2 separate regions of the Homo sapiens genome follow, and region 2 is linked to region 1. Evidence: read pairs that join two places in POLR2A ChIA-PET (ENCODE). Cell type or tissue: Panc1. All regions are shown on one strand. Each heading gives the region's core, and the rest is flanking DNA. Links, peaks and the distances in the headings are about the cores only. Region 1 overlaps AKAP12 (A-kinase anchoring protein 12). Region 2 overlaps MTHFD1L (methylenetetrahydrofolate dehydrogenase (NADP+ dependent) 1 like).

Evidence for each region. ChIA-PET counts read pairs that join two places held together with the same protein. Peaks named below come from ENCODE experiments on the same cell type or tissue, not always from the same donor. Only the 100,000 strongest peaks of a DNase experiment are listed, where the experiment ranks them.
Region 2: POLR2A ChIA-PET joins it to region 1 with 7 read pairs; 2 of 35 experiments call an interaction of 5 or more read pairs at or near these places.

What each region holds. Positions count from the first base shown.
Region 1 is chr6:151,271,102-151,275,490 of GRCh38, forward strand. All of the region lies in intron 2 of AKAP12 (A-kinase anchoring protein 12), which reads left to right. Among named protein-coding and RNA genes, the nearest start is that of AKAP12, 33 kb to the left of the region's middle. In Panc1, for the core only: no CTCF peak of the experiment used is centred there; no DNase peak of the experiment used is centred there; H3K27ac peaks cover 75 bases.
Region 2 is chr6:151,049,244-151,053,632 of GRCh38, forward strand. The region is part of intron 26 of MTHFD1L (methylenetetrahydrofolate dehydrogenase (NADP+ dependent) 1 like); the gene reads left to right. Among named protein-coding and RNA genes, the nearest start is that of MIR12131, 51 kb to the right of the region's middle. In Panc1, for the core only: no CTCF peak of the experiment used is centred there; no DNase peak of the experiment used is centred there; H3K27ac peaks cover 1,947 bases.

The DNA of each region.
Region 1 (4,389 bases), core at 81-4,080:
ACCAAATATGCCGAAGCAGTTTCTTCTGTTAGTTACAGGTCAGAATCTTTTTGCCATCTTTGCTTTCTTTCTCCTGTTTGCATCCTTTTTGTTGTTGCTGAACTTTTTTAGAGTAAGTTTTAGATATCAGACACTTCACTCCCAGATAGTTCAGCATCGTCTCCTGGGAATATATCCCTACATTCTTCTGCTTACCCCCAGTGCCATTATCACAACGAAGAAACTTTTTTTTTTTTTTTTGAGAGGTTCTCATTCTGTCGCCCAGGCTACAGTAAAATGGAATGATCTCAGCTCACTGCAGCCTCTGCCTGCCAGTCTCATGTGATCCTCCCACCTCAGCCTCCGGAGTAGCTGGGACTACAGGCCTGTGCCACCAAGTCCAGCTAATTTTTGTATTTTTTGTAGAGATGGGGTCTCACTATATTGCCCAGACTGGTCTTGAACTCCTGAGGTCAAGCAATCCGCCCACCTCGGCCTCCCAAAGTGCTGGGATTACATGTGCGAGCCACTACACGCCCCCAGCCCACAACTGAAAAACTTTAACATTAATTGATTTTATTTATTTGTGTATTTTTGAGACAGAGTCTCAGCTCTGTCGCCCAGGCTGGAGTGCAGTGGTGCGATTTCGGCTCACTGCAACCTCTGCCTCCCGGGTTCAAGTGATTCTCATGTCTCAGCCTCCTGAGTAGCTGTGATTACAGGCGCTTGCCACCACGCCCAGCTAATTTTTGTATTTTTAGTAGAGACGGGGTTTTACCATGTTGGCCAGGTTGGTCTCGAACTCCTGACTGCAAATGATCCACCCACCTCGGCCTCCCAAAGTGCTGGGGTTACAGGCGTGAGCCACCACACCCAGCCCAACGTTAATTTAATGATATCATCTAAGATAGAGTTCGTATTCAAACTTCCTCTGTTAACCTTAAATATATTTTATACCTGCTTTAAAAATTGGGTCCTGGCCAGGCATGGTGGCTCATGCTGTAATCCCTGCGCTGTGGGAGGCTGAGGTGGGATGATCACTTGAGGTGAGGAGTCCAAGACTAGCCTGGGCAACGTAATGAGACTTCAGCTCTATAAAAATAAAATACAAGAAATTAGCCCAGTGTGGTGGTGCAGGCCTGTAGTCCTAGCTACTTAGGAGGACTAGGTGGAAGGATCCCTTGAGCCAAGGAGTTTGAAGCTGCAGTGAGCTATGATTGCATCACTGCACTCCAGCCTGAGTGACACAGTGAGACCCTGTTTCAAAAAAAAAAAAAAACAAAAAAAACAGTGGGGTCCAGCATATAACCAAATTGCATTTGGTCATGTTTCTTTTCTAGTTTCTTAAACTAGAATACTCCCTTTGCCTTTCTGTTTTTCGTACTCCCTTTGCCTTCCTGTTTTTCATGAGATGATAGATAGATAGATAGATAGATAGATAGATAGATAGATAGATAGAGATGGAGTCTCACTCTGTCTCCCAGGCTGGAGTGCAGTTGTATGATCTCGGCTCACTGCAACCTCGGCTCACTGCAACCTCTGCCTCCTGGGTTTGAGTGATTTTCCTGCCTCAGCCTCCCCAGTAGCTGGGATTACAGGCATGTGCTGCCACGCCCTGTTCATTTTTGTATTTTTAGTAGAGACAGGGTTTTACCATGCCAGGCTGGTCTCAAACTCCTGGCCTCAAGTGATCCACCCGCCTTGGCCTCCCAAAGTGCTGGGATTACAGGTGTAAGGCACCGCACCCAACCCATGAGATTTATTTTTATAAAGAGCCCAGGCCAGTTGTCTTATGTAGTGGATTTGTCAGATTTATCTATGATTAGATTCAGGCTGGACATTGTTTTATTTTTGAGACAGAGTCTTGCTCTGGCTGGAGTGCAGTGGTGCAATCTCAACTCACTGCAAGCTCCGCTTCCCGGGTTCACACCATTCTTCTGCCTCAGCCTCCTGAGTAGCTGGGACTATAGGCGCCTGCCACCACACCTGGCTAATTTTTTGTATTTTTAGTAGAGATGGGGTTTCACCGTGGTAGCCAGGATGGTCTGGATCTCCTGACCTTGTGATCCGCCTGCCTCGGCCTCCCAAAGTGCTGAGATTATAGGCGTGAGCCACCGCGCCCCGCCCAGGCTGGACATTCTTAGCAAGAATACCACTTAGGTGATGCTGTCGTGATGGTGCGGTGATAGTGAGTCTTTACTGTTGTATCACACCAGCAATCACAGACAATGCCTGTCCCTCCTGTTATTGCTGATACTGAGTTTGACTGTTAGATGCTAGTAAGGGCTGAGTTTCCCTGTGGGGTACTATGGTAGTTTCATACCGGTGATTCCATTGCCAGTATATTCACATCCAGTGATGACTCTCGCGTAAATCACTGTGAAATGGTGACTTTCTCATCTGTTATTCTTTTCTATATTTCTCCATCTGGCATTCTTCCATATAGGTGAGCTTTTTCCTTTTACCCTCATCTCTCCCTTTGTTTTCCCTTAAAAGTTAAACATCTTTTTTCCAACAATGAAGTTATTGAACGTATTTCCAACTTTTATGTCAAACTTAAGGAAAGAGACCTCCAGCAGGCCAGTTCAAAGACTCTTTTGGTAGACATATTTAATGGAAAAAGAATGGCTAGGTGGTTACTTTTAGACTAGTTAAAAGAATGAGGCCAGTTGGGCGCAGTGGCTCACGCCTGTAATCCCAGCACTTTGGGAGGCTGAGGCGGGTGGATCATGAGGTCAGGAGTTCAAGACCAGCCTGACCAACATGGTGAAAACTCCGTCTCTACTAAAAATATGAAAATTAGCCGGGTATGGTGGCGTGCGCCTGTAATCCCAGCTACTCGGGAAACTGAGGCAGGAGACTCGCATGAACCCAGGAGGTGGAGGTTGCAGTGAGCCGAGATTGCACCACTGCACTCCAGCCTGGGCGACAGAGCAAGACTCTGTCTCAAAAACAAAAACAAAAAAGAATGAGGTCAAAATGGTTTCCCTCAGTTCTTTTTTTTTTTTTGAGACAGGATCTTGCTCTTTTGCCCAGGGTGGAGGGCAGTGGCGCAATCTCGGCTCACTGCAACCTCTGCCTCTTGGGCTTAGGCAATCCTGTCACCTCAGCCTCCCAAGTAGCTGGGACTACAGGGGCAGGGGCATGCCACTACGCCCTGCTGATTTTTGTATTCTTTTTGTAGAGATGGGTTCTACCATTTTGCCCATGCTGGTCTGGAACTCCTGGGCTCAAGCAATCCACCTGCCTTGGTCTTCCAAAGTGCTGGGACTACAGGCGTGAGCCACTGCACCCGGCCTACCTTCAGTTCTTGAAGATCACCTGGGGGTGTGGTGATGGTGGAGGAGGTGGGGGGGTTGGGTAGTAGGGAAGTGGTTTAAAATTATAGATCATGATTTCGTTAAAGTGTATCAGAAACATTTTGTTGGGAATGTTTTCCTGAAGAAAGTCATGAATTAAATCATGCAAAAAAGTTCTGTCCTTGAGAAGGTAGGGATCTTTAAGCATTGTAAGTATGGAAATTAGAAATTATAGAAAGATTTAAAAATATAACAAAAAATAGAAGTTCCTATTTAACACAACCATTATCACTTTTGTGTGTTCTTAGAAAAAAGGAGTGTTTGTGAGTTGGGGGCATCTCACAATTTTATAGGCAGTTTCTAACTTCAAAGGCATTTTTGAGAAAACCTCAAGGTCATAGAAACAGTAGTATAAAAATGGAGGTAAGAATTTCTAATTGTCACTGGGCTAGGTAACTCATTCCTGTAATCCCAGCACTTTGGGAGGCCGAGGCAGATGGATCACTTGAGCTGAGGAGTTGGAGACCAGCCTCGGCAACATGGGTGAAACCCCACCTCTACAAAAAATATAAAAATTAACCAGGCCTGATGGCACATTCCTGAAGTCCCAGCTACTTGGGAGGCTGAGGCGGGAGGATCGATTGAGCCTGGGAGGTCGAGGCTGCAGTGAGCCGTGATCGCGCCACTGCACTTCAGCCTGGGTGACAGAGCAAGACCCTGTCTCAAAAAAAAAATTTTTTTTTAATTGTAATTTTTCTCACAAACATGTTTGACCCATATGTGATAACGTGGTGACACTGGTTGTACTCCCCAACCACTGTTTCTGTTCCCCAGCAAGGGGATCTAAACCGTTTTTCTTCCCAGCTCTTGCTTGCTGTGTCTGGAAAACACATTTGAAAGGCGAGAGGTTTGCATTCGAGAGAGGCTGGGGCTTGATGGTGTCCCTGGAGTTTAAAAGGCTGAGGTTTCCAATGCTATTTGCTTTCGGGATGTTGAGCCCTCAGAGTAACAGATGCCCTAAAATTGTACATTTTCCATCTAGAAAAGGGGAAAAAAAATCTGTAGAAGAATGGATTATGAAAAACAAATCTACCCTCCAAGAAGGTGGTCA
Region 2 (4,389 bases), core at 149-4,148, 220 kb before region 1:
CACTTTGGGAGGCCGAGGCAGGCAGATCACGAGGTCAGGAGATTGAGACCATCCTGGCTAACACAGTGAAACCCTGTCTCTACTAAAAATACAAAAAAATTAGCCAGGTGTGGTGGCAGACGCCTGTAGTCCCAGCTACTCAGGAGGCTGAGGCAGGAGAATGGCGTGAACCCGGGAGGCGGAGCTTGCAGTGAGCGGAGATCGCGCCACTGCACTCCAGCCTGGGCAAGACAGCGAGACTCCGTCTCAAAAAAAAAAAAAAAAAAAAATTAGCTGGGTGTGGTGGCGGGCTCCTGTAAGCCAAGCTACTAGGGAGGCTGAGGCAGGAGAATCGCTTGAACCCAGGAGGCGGAAGTTGCAGTGAGTTGAGATCCTGCCACTGCACTCCAGCCTGGGAGACAGAGTGAGACTCCATCTCAAAAAAAAAAAAAAAAAATGGGTTCGCATGAGCCCCCTCCTTGGGTTCAATTAAGTTCCTAGGATGGCTCACAGAACTGAGAGAAACACTTATTTACAGAGGTGTTATGATATATATTGATTTTCGTCCATGGTTCCTGGTTCCTGAATCCCATAAACCTTCTTACAGCCTTTTGTTATAATGTTGGGGGTGTCACGCCTCAGGGGCAGGCCTCTGACCTTCCCTGCCCTCCTTGCACTGTAATGTTTCCCCCATTTCTGATTGTGAGTCTTAAGACCCTCCCATGAGAGGGTCCCACCCTACACCTTGTGGGAAGGAATGTGGATGTCATGAAGTGTCCATAAAAACCCAAGAGGACAGGGTTCAAGGGGATTCCAGATAGCCAGACATGTGGAGCTTCCTGGAAGGCAGGGCACCCAGGTCGGGCATGGAAGTTCTGCACCTCTTCCCCCATACCTCGCCCTACACACCTCTTCATATGTGTCCTTTGCAATATCTTTTTGTTGTTGTTGTTTGTTTGAGACAGAGTCTCGCTCTGCTGCCCAGGCTGGAATACAATGGCATGATCTTGGCTCCCTGCTACCTCCGCCTCCTGGGTTCAAGCGACTCTCCCACCTCAGCCTCCTGAGTAGCTGGGATTACAGGCATCCACCATCATGCCTGGCTAGTTTTTGTATTTTTGTAGAGACGGGGTTTCACCATGTTGGCCAGGCTGGTCTTGAACTCCTGACCTTAGGTGACCCGCCCGCCTTGGCCTCCCAAAGTGCTGGGATTACAGGCGTGAGCCACCGTGCCTGGCCTGTAGTATCCTTTATAATAAACTGGAAATGTTAAGCATGTGTTTCCTTTAGTTCTGTTAGCTGCTCCAGCAAATTAATCAAACCCAAAGAGGGGAGTCCTAGGAACTCCAATTTGAAACCAGTTGGTCAGAAGTTCCAGAGGCCCAGACTTGCGACTGGTATGGTGGGGGGCACTCGGCCCTGTGGGATCTGACACTATCTCTGGGTAGACAGGGTCGGAACTGAACTGGAAGCCACCCCACCTGGTGTCTGCTGCTTGGTGTATGGGGAAACCCCATACACATTTGGTCACAGAAGTCTTCTATGTTGATGACTGTTGTGGTGCGACAGCAGAGGAAAACACGGTTTGAGGAGAGCTTTTCCCAACACGCTTATGTGTGCCAGTTTATTATAGAAGACACAGATGAACACCAGATGAAGAGATGCATAGGGCATGGTCTGTGGAGTTGGGGTTCACCTCCCTCCTGGCACAAGGATGCCTTCACCAACCCAGAAACTCATCAAGTCTTGTTCAAGGATTTTTGTAGAGCTTAATCTCCACTCCCCGCCCTCCACCCTTCCTGGAGGTTGATGGGTGGGGCTGAAAGTTCCAGCCCTCCAATCTTCTACTTACTTGGTCTTTCCATCCTGAGGCTAGCTGGAGGCCCACCCCGTCACTCCATTACCTTAAGCTCAGGTGTTATTGAAGGAGCTCCTTATGAATAGAGCAAAATCACCCCTATCAGAAATTTCAAGAGTTTTAGGAAACCTGTGACTGGAACCAAGGACAAAGATGAAATATATTTTGTATGATAGCACACCCACCAGATTGGATCGTGGGGCCATATGGCCTTTAGTGTGGAAGCTGCTTGACCACATTTTCCGCCCATGCACTGCCATTCTCATTTCAGGCTGCGTCATCATCATCATCACCATCACCTGTTCTTAGCAAAGGTCGCACACCTTCCAAATGCTTTGTATAGATTAGCTCATCACTCCCCATACTCACCCTGGGAGCATAGTCAGGGATAAGAGGTAGAGTTCTAGCGCTCTGTGGCTACTATGGTTTATGGGATCTTTGCGCAGGAATAACTGGACTTTAAACATCTTGGCTTTTCTTTTCAGTAGGTCAGTCGGCATGTACTCACAGGGCCGTGCATGCTGAGCATTGAGACACATCACAAGGGAGTGAAAACCTGCTGCCATACCCCCCCAGAGGCAGCAGGATGTTTGGATAAATAAGGCATAAACACCTGGAGAATTAAAGCAAGTACAATTAGTGCAGCCTTTGCCAAGAGAAAGGTGTAAGTGCTAAATGCAGTAGATGTTCAAATACGGCAGAGACCACAGTGGGCAGGGTAGGCCAAGAATGCTGCCTAAGGAGTGGGGCTTGGGGTGAAACTGGGGCATTTGAGACACTGCAGGCCCATCACCCTGGCTGCGCCCTCCTGAGGGAGGCAGGGACTGAGGCGGGAGGCCTGGAGAGGTCTGTGCGTGAGCCTGGGGGCTCATTGATAAGGAGCTTCCAGTGGGGGCAATAACATTGGAAGTGGAGAGGATGGCATGTGTGCCGGGAGACGCAGTGGAGTGGAAGTCGCCGGAACTGACAAGGGATGGGATGTGAGCAAGGAGTCCAGGTGAGTCCTGGGGACCTGAAAGGATGGACCCAGAGAGATAAACGACTTCAAACCGGCACGGCAGTGAAGTGACTGACCCGCGAGTGCCCTGCACCGAGGCTGACATTTGACTTCCTGCCAAGTTGGCCATCAGACAGTTAGAAATCAATTTTGGAGTTCAGGAGAGAGGCCAGAGCTGAAAATTGGGGAGTTGTTTACATTGGGAGTGATATACAGTCTCTACATTTCCATCCAGTTCAAAACATTCTTGCGTGTCTGCTATGCACTGTGCACTGAGGTTACCAAGACTGGAAAGACCCAATCCCTGTCCTGGAAGCTTAGTGTTGGCAGGAGGCAGACAAGCTGATACATGCAAACAAAGGGCTCACAGGTGCCAGGATGCCAAGGGATACAGAAGAAGGATGGTTGCTTCTCTACCCAGGAGTGCCCTGAGGTGTCTTAAAAAGAGGAGCATTTATGACTCAGGCAGGGTGGCACATTCCAGACGGCAGTGGGCAGGAGCCTGACTCCAGAGCGCCTTAGAGGCTGCCGCTGGGAGTTGAGCTGGACCCTGAAGGCAGTAGGGTAAGCCATAAATTAGGGTTAAGGAACCAAGGGAATAAGGGGATCAGACCATTGCATAGCTCCAGCAGCACCATTACTAGCAGCCTGTGTGAATGATGGTCCCCTCTTACATGCCCACCATGCAAGGGCTCTAGGCCATTCTTCACTCTTTAATGCAGAAAAGCAAAACTTCCAGCTGTTTTCCCCTACCCAAAATGTGTGAGCCTGAGCCCAGCCCCAGGATGGATCTTGTCCTAGGTAACCAAGAAGGCCTTAAGTGTCAGAAGAGGTAGCTCCAGGCTGAATAAAGGGACAAATGAAGCATTACTGCACTGAGATCGCCCGTCGTGGGGTGGGTCTATACCCATCTAGTCATTAAGCCTCAATAATTTGGTTTCTAAATGGACTATTATTTGCTACAGATCAAAAGTTGTTGGAAACTATATTACACAGATAAATAGAATTGTCCTGCAAATAAAGGAAGTAATCTCTTCTCTGTTTGAGATACCATGCAGTATTTGTCCAACTTGTACAAATAGTTCTGATCCATGAGAATCCTCCACTTTCAACTTACTTGCTGCTATATCCCAACTATTATAAGGCCATGGAGACCAGTAGCCTGGTTTCCATTATCTTTGCTCTGTTTTTTTTTATGGCATGGTTGACACTACCTCCAGTAGCAAAGAGTTAACTTGTCATCAGAGCTATAAAATCACAATGATAAGTGAAAAGTTCTCTTTTGTACTTTAGCATCCAAGAGAAGTGTAATTCCCAACTACAATGCTCAAAATAATAGAGAGTTTTTACTTTGGGCCTGAAAATACTTATAGGTCAGGTCTCCTAGTTGGGTCCATGCTGTTGTTGGTGTTCCCTCCCAAGTAAATACATACTGAATTTAGCAAATTATTCATTTGTGATCCTCTGTGCCATCTAAAAATATATATAGTTTAAAACGCTGGCCAGGCGCAGTGGCTCATGCCTATAATCTCAGCACTTTGGGAGGCTGAGGCAG